Linked DNA regions of Homo sapiens: region 1 is linked to region 2. A link is an interaction called in ENCODE POLR2A ChIA-PET data of the cell type or tissue named here. Cell type or tissue: PC-9. All regions are shown on one strand. Links, peaks and the distances in the headings refer to the core of each region. The heading gives the core; the rest is flanking DNA.

Region 1 (5,381 bases), core at 207-5,206, 170 kb after region 2:
CATGGGGTATAGGTGAAAGGAATAGAGGACAAAGAATATTTATCAAAGTTTTCCTTTAAGAAAAGGTAACTTATCTTAGTCCTTTTGTTCTGCTATAACAGAATTCCCGAGACTAGGCAATTTGTAAAGAACAGAAATTTCTCACAGTTCTGGAGGCTGGGAAGATCAAGGCACCAGCAGGTTTGGTGTCTGGTGATGGCTGCTCTGTGCTTCCAAGATGGCGCCCTCACGCTGCATCCTCCAGAGAGAAGGAACACTGTGTCCTCATGGCTGAACACGGAAGGGCAAGTGGGGGCCAACTCCTTGTGCCAAACCTCTGTATAAGGACACTTAATTCCAAGCCCGAGGAAGGAGCTCTCATGGCCTAATCACCTCTTAAAGGCCTCATCTCTTAATACTATCACATTGGCTGACTTTTGGAGGGGACCCATTGAAAACATAGCATAACCCAATTCTGCCCTTCCCAGTATGATAAGCTGCCAAATCCATCAAGTCTGTCTCTGGGTGAGCGTCTCTTCTTTGTGGCTTTTAAAGTGTAACAACTCACTGTGTGTCAGGATGCAACATACAGTGCCTGCTTTCTCGTTTTCACAGATTTCTCTTCTTTTCATCAATGCTTGTGATGTAGTCACGAAACGGAGTCCGTACTTTTCCCCTTCTCTCCTTCCCTCTTTCTTTTTCTTTTCTTTTCTATCCCTTCCTTCTTTTAATCTCTGCCTCCTTGATTCTCCTCTTCTTTCCTCTCAATCTTTCTCCTTTCTCTGTATACACGAGTTTTGGTCCTTACTTCTGACAATCTTGCTTCTTCAATAAAATTGTGGGCTCCCTGAGGCCAGCGACCATGTCCTGGACATTTGTCCACATGGTTCTCAGCGAGGATTTGACCTTCCTGGTCTGTGACTTTGCTGCAAATACCAAGGCAAGATCACTGTCTTTCCTCACCCAGCCCTCCTGGGATGCATTTTTTGATTCTTTGAGCTGTCTGCTGTTGAAGCAGCTTTTGTAGCTGATGGTTGCCTTGTCTCTTTCCTGGATGGCTGGTGCCTACTCTCAGCCCAGCGTTAGCGCTGCTTGTTTTGGCTGCACAGACCCTTTTTCAAAGGAAAGAAGTGGTTTTGGATAGCAAGCAGGCAAGTCTAGCACTCCCCCTTCTCTGCATTTCTTTATTTCCCTGCAGGCAACAAGAATTCTTAGTGGCTGGAAAAACTAAAAATATCTCTGAGCCTTACGTTTCTGACTCACCGTGTCTGAAAAATGAACAAAAACAAACAAAACCCAAAACAAATTCTCTAGCTCTACTCCTAGGATATTATTGCAGACAAATACCATTATCCAGATTTCAAAGAGTGAAACCTTGGCTTTTCGTTGCTATGGGTTATGACCATGATGCAGAGATGCATGAGAGTAGGGAACAAGAAGTCTCCAGAGAAGGGTGGATTTGAAACCTTAAGGTTAAATAGCTAATGTTCTGGTGCCCTTGATACGTACCAGGCACCGGCACCAGGATAACTGCTTCACGTACATTTTCTTTTTTCTTTTTCTTTTTTTTTTTTTTTTTTTTGAGATGGAGTCTCACTCTGTCACAAGGCTGGAGTGCAGTGGCATGATTTCGGCTCACTGCACCCTCTGCCTCCCTGGTTCAAGCGATTCTCCTGCCTCAGCCCTCCCGAGTAGCTGGGACTACAGGCATGTGCTACCATGCCCAGCTAATTTTTGTAGTTTTAGTAGAGATGTGGTTTCACCATGTTAGCCAAGATGGTCTTGATTTCTTGACCTTGTGATCCGCCCACCTCAGCCTCCCAAAGTGCTGGAATTACAGGCATGAGCAACCGCAACCAGTCTTTTATTTTTATTTATTTATTTATTTATTTTTTTGAGACGGAGTCTCGCTGTGTCACAAGGCTGGAGTGCAGTGGCACAATCTCAGCTCACCGCAACCAGCTTCACGTACATTTTCATTGAGTCCTCAAACAACTGTAGGAGGCAAGCCAATGTTCCGTATATGCCCATTTGTAATGAGAAAACTGAGGCTTAAGAAAGGCTAAGTAGTTTACCTTAGCTTACATACCTAGAGGGGCAAACCTGGGAGGGACTCCAGTTCTCATTCTCTTCTTAGCTCTTATATTGTGCTACCTCCAAAAGGAAAACGATAATTTCAAAGTCATAGAAAGCTTTTAGGAATCAGGCTCCGGAGGGAGACAATCTCACCTAAAATGAGCTCTCAGAGTAATAAATCATTGCAAGAAGATTGTGAGGTTTGCCTTTATTTTGTATGTTTGGGTTCATTTGACTAGCCCTATAAAAGTATGCTGTTTATTTCTGGATACCATTGCTACAATTTTTGTTGCTGTCACTAGGTAAACAAGCATCTTAATTCAGAACCAGTGGCACCAGCATCAACTGGGAGTTTGTTAGAAATGCAAGGACTCAGGCCCGACCCCAGACCTCCCGAGTGAGAATCCCGGAGATTCTCTGCTTGAACGAGACCTACAAATGATTCAGGCACATGTGAAAATGTGGGAAGAGCTCACCGTCTCGGGATGTGGTTCTAGACCCTAAGTGCTTAGGGTTTTTCTCAGGAGTAGAAATAACTGAAAGCAGAGAAAATGGATTCACAATTCAGTCCCTCCTTTTTCCTATAGGAAAATAAATTTTAATTTTTTAAAAAATATTTAACTACGCATGATGTAACTCATAACAATGACCAACTGCTAAGAATTGATTATTTAAAAACATCTTTTCTCCCACGTGTTAACTCATTGAATTTCACAAAAAGCCAATGAGGTAAGCACTTTTCTTACTCTCATTTTGCAGAAAAGGAAGCAAGGCATAGAGAGGTTAAGTAAATTATCCAAGGTCAACACACTTAATAGCAAGTAAAAACAATTTTTTTAAACAGTAAAATTTACCTGAAACTAAATACCTGGGAACACTTCAAGCATTGCGTGCACTGAACATCACCTGTTTCCAGTCTAACACCTAGAGACTTTCTGAGTCACTCCACAGAATGAGGTACTCATAGCTCAACAAAAGCATTTAGCCACCTGTATACACTTATTAGAGAGAAGAACAGAAACAACAACCACTTATTAAGTGCTTCTATTTACAGTCAATAGCGCTTTACTACTTGCATTTATATTATTTTTTTTTGGTACCTCAACTTTTGAATCTTTTCTGATTTACTTTATAAAAGAGAACTTCACATGGGATTTTGAGGTTTTGTCAAAGGAACTGTGTCTGAATCACCTTTCCACTGCCCAGTGCTTGGTGCAGCATTTTGTAGCTGCACAATAAATGCCTGTTGAAGGCAGAACAGCCTAGCAACTTCAAGCTCTTTCCTCTACGAAGAAGCCTTTCCATTTTTTTGGGGGGGCATTTAACATAAATAGTTCAAAGACATCATTTGAAACACAGATATGCTCGAGTAGTTTCCTCATAGAGGGCATGATACCGTCTGTGCAGAACATCTTAGTTCTTTCTCTGTTCTGCATCACGTTTTACTGCGGAGGTTTCCAGTTCAGCATTTTGTTGTCAGTCAACGGCGCTCTCATTTTGCTGAGTGGGGATGAAGTGGGTCAGTTGTGTGAACCACTCACCCCAGGAGAATTCTGTTCCAGAAGTATCCAGGAACTTTCCTAGGGGAAGAAAACACAGGCTATGGAATAGGCTGTGGAATTACACGGAGTTAGGTTTGAATTATGGTGCTCTAACTTACTGCCTTGGGCAGTTGACTCAATCTATCTGAATCTTAGTTTTCTCATGTATAAAATGGGATAATAATACCTACTCCATTGGTTTGGTTATGGAGATGAAATGAGATAGTGCATGTAGGCAGTCTAGCAGAGAATCTGGTACACAGCAGACACAAAATAACAGGGGTTGGGGGCATTTGCAGAGGTGACCAGATGAAGTCAGCAAAACCATTATTTTCTCCTAAAGTGTGGGGAGAGCATAAAAACCAGACAGGCAGAGAAGTCTTTTCCAAAGGCATGAATAGGACACTTCTCAGACTTCCATGTCATTGACAATGCTCTTACCATCTCCATTCCCTCCAAGACCAGATGGCTTCTTGTCTCAGCATCTTAGAGGATCTGAAAAGGTCTCAGATGGTGTGGGCCCTGTGATGAGACCTGATTCCCCGGGATGACACCTAGTGTAACTAACCTCTTTTTGCTCAGTGCAAGAAAAATAGCATTCTGCAAGTTGTTCCCAGGATGACATCAGTTTTGAAAAAATTTTCTGAATGAGGTTTTACTCCACTGATTTCCGCCACTAAGTTGTAGCCCGGGAAGGTTAAGGCACTTGCCCAATGTCCCAGAACAGATAAGTGATGGAACCAGGACTCAAACCAGGTCTGTGTGGCTCCAGAACCCTTAGGTCTGGGCTCTACTGCTTTGTGTGGAAATGGAGTTGGTGTCTGGGAAGTTGGGTTTCTACTCTCCCTTCCTGCTGCAGGAAGGAGAACTGTGGAAATGAACCCACCCCTCTCTTGAAGTGGAGTGGGAAGGAAAATCCAGGCTCAGGTCTGCATGGCTAACCAGATCAGAAGACTCTTTCTGTCCTCCAGAGATGGCCTCCTCTAGTTAATCATTGAACTCCTGCTCCCCAGCCCAGGAGAGGTGACCTGCCAGCACCGGGGTGGCATAAATGGCTGCTCACCAAGCAGAAGTTGTCCTCTGGCCATTCCTGGAGAAGGGCAGCCAAGCCCATTGTAGCTTTGATCCTTCCTTTTACTCCCCTGGGAAATGCTGGGGGTGGAGAGAAAACTTCAGCCTTTGTAACCTTCACTGCTGGTGAATACTTAACATTCTTCAAAGAGAAATTTAAAGGAGCTGCCCAGAGTTCCCAGCTGTCTATGCCTAGCTCTGCTTAATAAGCCAGTGGCACAGGGGACAGGCTGCTTATGAATAGTCTCGCTTCTCACACCCAATCGACTCTAACTGGCTGTTGCTGATGGACTGACAGTGGGAAGCTACCTTGTGAGCCGTGAGCAAGTCCCAGGAACAGAGGCAGAGGAGGAAAGCCAGTTGAGCTTAGGCGCTAATCTGCCATACCCACTTCCAGAGACCCTCCATGTACTGCAGCTCCCCTGGGCCCAGACTCCAGACAAAGTTTAGATGGATGTCCTTGCTGTATTTTTCTGTCTCAAATAAACGTGGTATGTAGAAGTGTTAGCAGAAAGCGGTCCGGATCCAGACCCCAAGAGAGGGTTCTTAGAGCAAGTGCAAGAAAGAATTCAGGGTGAGTCTGTAGAGTAAAATGAAAGCAAGTTTGTTAGGAGAGTAAAGTATTCGAATAAAAGAATGGCTACTCCATAGACAGAGCAGCCCCGAGGGCTATTGGTTGCCCATTTATATGGTTATTTCTTGATGATATGCTAA
Region 2 (5,381 bases), core at 306-5,305:
TTGGAGCTTTTTAGAAATGAAATGGACTTCCTTGTAAGACAGTGAATTCCTTTTCACTAATGAAGAAACTGAATGATCACTAATCCTGAGCGTTAAAGACTTAACGTATGTCAGGTGTGGCTTCTTAACGCTTAATGGGTATTAGAATCACCTGGGGGAACTTGATAACTACTGATTGCCAGGCCTTACCTTGAGAAGAGTTGCTTCAGCAGATCTGAAATAAGGTCCAAGAATCTGAATTTTTAAATTTATTTTTATTTTTATTTTTTGAGACGGAGTCTTGCTCTGTCACCCAGTCTGGAGTGCAGTGGTGTGATCTTGGCTCACTGCATCCTCCACCTCCTGGGTTCAAGTGATTGTCCTGCCTCAGCCTCCTGAGTAGCTGGGACTACAGGTACATGCCACCATGCCTGGATAATTTTTGTATTTTTAGTAGAGACGGGGTTTCACCATGTTGGCCAGGCTGATCTCGAACTCCTGACCTCAGGTGATCCACCTGCCTCGGCCTTCCAAAGTGTTGGGATTATAGGCATGAGCCACCGCGCCTGGCCAAGAATCTGAATTTTTAACAAGAAACACAGTGAGTCCAGATCACATGGTCACTGACCCGCCCTTTGAGAACTGGTGAGGTTAGATAAACTCAGATCTCTTCCACTTATCCTACAAATAAACACTTTAGTAAAAAATGTGTAGTCAACATAATGACTGCTCAAAGTTGTCGTAACAAATTTTGTAAGAAATCTAAGGCAAAATTCCTTAATATGTTGTCAGCTAAGTTAGAGATGACATCATTGGAATGTACGATATTAGGATATGGAAGGAGAACACTTGATTCTCACTCTGTGTTATAAAAGATAAGATTATAATAGCAAAATAGAAAATATAGATCCAGTTTGAAAATTTTAAACACTTCAAATAGAGAACCCACTCCACTTATGCCAAGGAGCAATCGGATGGAGACCAGATTGGCATATGAAAAAGCTGTATGATCATTTCAATAGGCAGCACCTGTGTAAGGTGAAACATCCATCAGCCTTTAGGGCCCAGGCTTATATAAACTTCAGCCTCGAACTCACGAACAGGTGTGGGTGAGAGTTGGAAACATAAGGGATAGTGCGGTTGGTCTTCTAAGTCTCGCCCACTTTTCTTAGGGGCTAAAGAGCTTTTGTTGGCAAGTATAATGTGTTTGATTATTCCTAAAGCATGCAACTTGGAGCCACATTTTGGAATTACTCTCTCCTGAAATATTTTGCTCTTTGTTAATATATCTTTAAAAAGTGATGCTTGAGGTAATTACTGTCCCATATCAGGATCTTTTTTAAGTTGTAGTGATGTTTCATTTATTACTTAAGTGCTTTAAAATTTTAAAAAGACTTTTTTTTTTCCTTTGAAAACCTTTAAAACTGGGCTATTTGAGGAATTGCTGTTCTTGGCTGTTATGTTGATTGATAGTGTTCATGTACTTACCTAGTTTACTAAGGACTTCTTTCTAGCAGATTTTCTCAGTTTTAACTTTAAGGTATGTAAAATTTCCAAATGGCAGTTAAATATTGATAATAAGTTAAACCATTTCTTTCTATTTCTTCTTGCTTCCTTTTAATGATTCAGACCTCCTTATCTATTTTTCTTGAATCATGAGAGATGAAATTGCAACAACAGTTTTCTTTGTCACAAGATTGGTGAAAAAACATGATAAACTAAGTAAACAGCAAATAGAAGACTTTGCAGAAAAGCTGATGACGATCTTGTTTGAAACATACAGAAGTCACTGGCACTCTGATTGCCCTTCTAAAGGGCAAGCCTTCAGGTGAGAGCTAGTATGTGGGATGGCAAAGGGAAGCAATCACCAAGCAACCAGCCAGCTCCTAGGAAAATGGAGTGATCTTGTTTTCTGCATATAAGTAACAAAAGTTTTATGGGCTCGAGTTTATTTGTTTGAACGTGGAATTGAAAGGAGGAGACATAGTAGATGACACTGTGGCTGGAAACAACAGAGCAAAGCCCCTTATGTGAGGTAGATTAAACAATTTCTAACTTGTCTTTGCCATGAAAGATAACTAATTTTGTGACTTAGTGATGCAACATACATTCTGAGCCACTGTATCAAAAGTTGATGATGTCTTACTTGTAAGAGTGGAGGGTGGAGGAGGCTGAGGGGAAGGAGGCTGAGGGGATGAGGTGGGAGCTATGTGTATTGGAACAGTATGTGCATAATGTGATTCTCCTGCTAAAGTGTCTGTCATCATGTCTTCGTTTCCCTTCGCTTTTTAAAAAGGTGCATCAGGATAAACAACAATCAGAATAAAGATCCCATTCTAGAAAGGGCATGTGTGGAAAGTAATGTAGATTTTTCTCACCTGGGACTTCCGAAGGAGATGACCATATGGGTAGATCCCTTTGAAGTATGCTGTAGGTGAGTAATCTCATAGTTTGTGTGCTGTGTGATACCTGGAAACCTTAAGTTAGACAACTTTACATACCTTCATGAAAGATGATGCCCCAAAGCCTTGAGTTGGCAGCAGGGATACTTCTTGGTTAAGATTTTAGATGCAAACTTCTGTTAGACAATGCAGACTTCTATTCAAAGTGGGTGAGGTGGAAAGCACAATGATTTTGCAAAATATTTGAAATGTGGCTTTAATCACTGCACCTTATTACAAACTATAGATTGGTAACAGTATCTATTACAAACTGTAGGTTGATAACAGATAAGTGTTATAGGCAACATCAGAAAGGAAGGAGAGTTATCTACCATGGGACAATTCAGTTCATTAACTGAATCAAAAGAAACTAGTCTTTGTTTTTTTCTGAACAATTAACCAAAATAGCTCTTATAGAATATCCTAATTTATAACAGTGTAGTAGGTGAAGGTCATAATGTCCTTCAATTTTTTAAGGCAATTTCTTTTAAAATAAGTTAGCATATTGTCTCCAGGAAAGATTGGAGATCTTGTAGAAAGTTGAATCGCTAATTAGCACTTAAATTTCTTTTCCTACTTAGGTATGGTGAGAAAAACCATCCATTTACAGTTGCTTCTTTTAAAGGCAGATGGGAGGAATGGGAACTATATCAACAAATCAGTTATGCCGTTAGTAGAGCCTCATCAGACGTTTCCTCTGGCACTTCCTGCGATGAAGAAAGTTGTAGCAAGGAACCTCGTGTCATTCCTAAAGTCAGCAATCCGAAGAGTATTTATCAGGTCAAGAGTGTTCCAGTTCTTTTCTATACTTTTTTTCTATCTAATTCTAAAAAGAATGCACTCATTATGAAAACAAAGAAGCAAAAAAACATGGAAAGAACAAAACTGTAGATTTTTAAAAGCCAGACTCTTAATATTTTGGCAAAACTTTTTCTGTCTCCTTCACTGCACAATGTATTCCCTACACTTGGCTGAGCTTTTAGGATCCACATAATCTTTTATTGTCCTATTTCTTCATACAGTATTTGAAGATACACAGGTTTCCTTCCACTTAAATTCCTACAGAATCAAAGATTAAGATTAGTGGGATTTTTTTTTCTGTCAATTGAAAATACCACGGCATTTATAGAAAATTTGGATATAGGAAAGGTCAAAGGCCTATAAATTCTGCCACTAGAGCAGTTTTTCTCAGCTATTTTTTTCTTCTTTTTAAACCATAACCCATTCAAAATATGTATATTTACATTTAAAAAGTTTCATGAAACAGTGCTTATCTTTACTAGGAGCAATGCTCCCAATGCTCCCAATACTTCCAATTAAATTCATTTGATTTCAAGTATCTAAATTGATTTCATGACCCACAATTTGAAAAACACTGATCTAGAGAGAATTTGTTAACACTATATGTATATATTTGTTTGTATGTTCTCTTAATCACCTATGTATTAAATGTTAAAGCAATTAAAATTTTAATATTCATTTGCCTCCTTTGTAACTTATTATTGGCAGATATTCTAGGCTGTTTCCACATGGTTGTAATATTTTTTTAAAAGCTGGTAACTCGTATAGTGATGCCTGAATTTTAGGTTGTTTCTTGAGATTTGATTCTCAAGCACAGAACTACTGGGTCGCAGAGTATGAACATTTTACTGGTTTTTAATATGCAGCCGAAACACCATGTAGAAAGTTGTATTTATTTGTAGTCTCACCAGCTGTATGTAAAAGTGCCAACTTTGCCATTTTTTTCTAGAATTGGCTATTCTCATTTAAAAAACAGATAATTTGATTAACATGATATGCATATATAATACAGTATTAGTGAAATTAAACATTAAAACTTTCCATGTGCCCAAATGTTTTAGCACCTACTGCCCTACAAATTTTCTCTTATTCAGCCATTCATTATTTGAAGTTCTAATGTATTATTGTAGGTTCTTTATATGCCAGAACGATTTTAACCCCTTGACATATTTCTGGCAAATGTTTTGTCCCTAGTTTTTTAAACTATGTGTGTCATTGATAGTTTCTTGGAAACAGTGACTTTAAGTAAAATGATGTATGACAAAGCCATTTTTTTCCTCAGTCTTATAACCAAACTATGTTATTCAAAGACCTGCTATATGTCATTTAGCTTAAAATTAGTTTCCAATAACCTATCGAGGTTGTTGAGTGAGGATTTACAGTATTTGCCCTTAATTCTATTTTTATTTTTAGAAAGGTCTTCTTCCATTTGGGGATCAGACCTGTAATCAGCTATATTCTTTTACAGCAATGTCTTTTCAAAGTGTGATCTGTAAAACATCTGTATCCATCATCTTAGGTGTTTAAAATGAAGATTTCTAGGCTGTGGCCCCAGAGATCATGAACATGCAGTTTTGGATTGGGTTGGCAGTGGTGAGGTAGGGATGGAAGAGGGACAATTCAAGAATAAACATAAACTTGAATAAGCATATTAAAAAGTTTTTAGTTGAATTAATTAACTTTTTAAAAAGGTACAGTATAAAGTGATTTATGTTCCCGCCAAGTGCTAGAAATTTTTTTCAAAGATGGTTATGCACTTTCAATTCTATTCATTTGTGCTCCCTATGCTTTTGAAGTGCCTGACTTTTGAATTATGGGTTCATATTTAGTCCTTACAGCTAGCTTATTAGAGATCTTTATACTTTTTTTTTCCAGGTTGAAAACTTGAAACAGCCCTTTCAATCTTGGTTACAAATCCCCCGCAAAAAGAATGTGGTGGACGGCCGTGTTGGCCTCCTGGGAAACACTTACCATGGCTCGCAGAAGCATCCTAAGTGTTACAGGCCTGCTATGCACCGGCTGGACAGGTACCACTGGGTCAACACACACCGATGACGCAGCGACTGGGCACGTGGTGGGCAAGAGCTCAGAGGAGTGCCTTTATTCTCTCTAAAATAAAAATGAATTTAAGGTTGAGAGGCCCATGAAACAAAAAATGAC

Evidence for each region. Peaks named below come from ENCODE experiments on the same cell type or tissue, not always from the same donor. Only the 100,000 strongest peaks of a DNase experiment are listed, where the experiment ranks them.
Region 1: POLR2A ChIA-PET joins it to region 2 with 5 read pairs; 2 of 35 experiments call an interaction of 5 or more read pairs at or near these places.

Annotation. Positions count from the first base shown.
Region 1 is chr11:111,320,329-111,325,709 of GRCh38, reverse strand. It overlaps LOC105369491 (a long non-coding RNA gene), which reads right to left and starts at 5,328. Exons shown (of 2, transcript XR_948011.3): 1 at 4,660-5,328; 2 at 2,636-3,635. In PC-9, for the core only: no CTCF peak of the experiment used is centred there; DNase peaks (open chromatin) are centred at 1,264 and 2,949.
Region 2 is chr11:111,495,030-111,500,410 of GRCh38, reverse strand. BTG4 (BTG anti-proliferation factor 4) reads left to right here. Exons shown (of 5, transcript NM_001367975.1): 2 at 1,609-1,807; 3 at 2,276-2,413; 4 at 3,002-3,200; 5 at 5,097-5,381. The coding sequence starts at 1,635. The coding sequence ends at 5,276. Among named protein-coding and RNA genes, the nearest start is that of MIR34BHG, 13 kb to the left of the region's middle. In PC-9, for the core only: no CTCF peak of the experiment used is centred there; no DNase peak of the experiment used is centred there.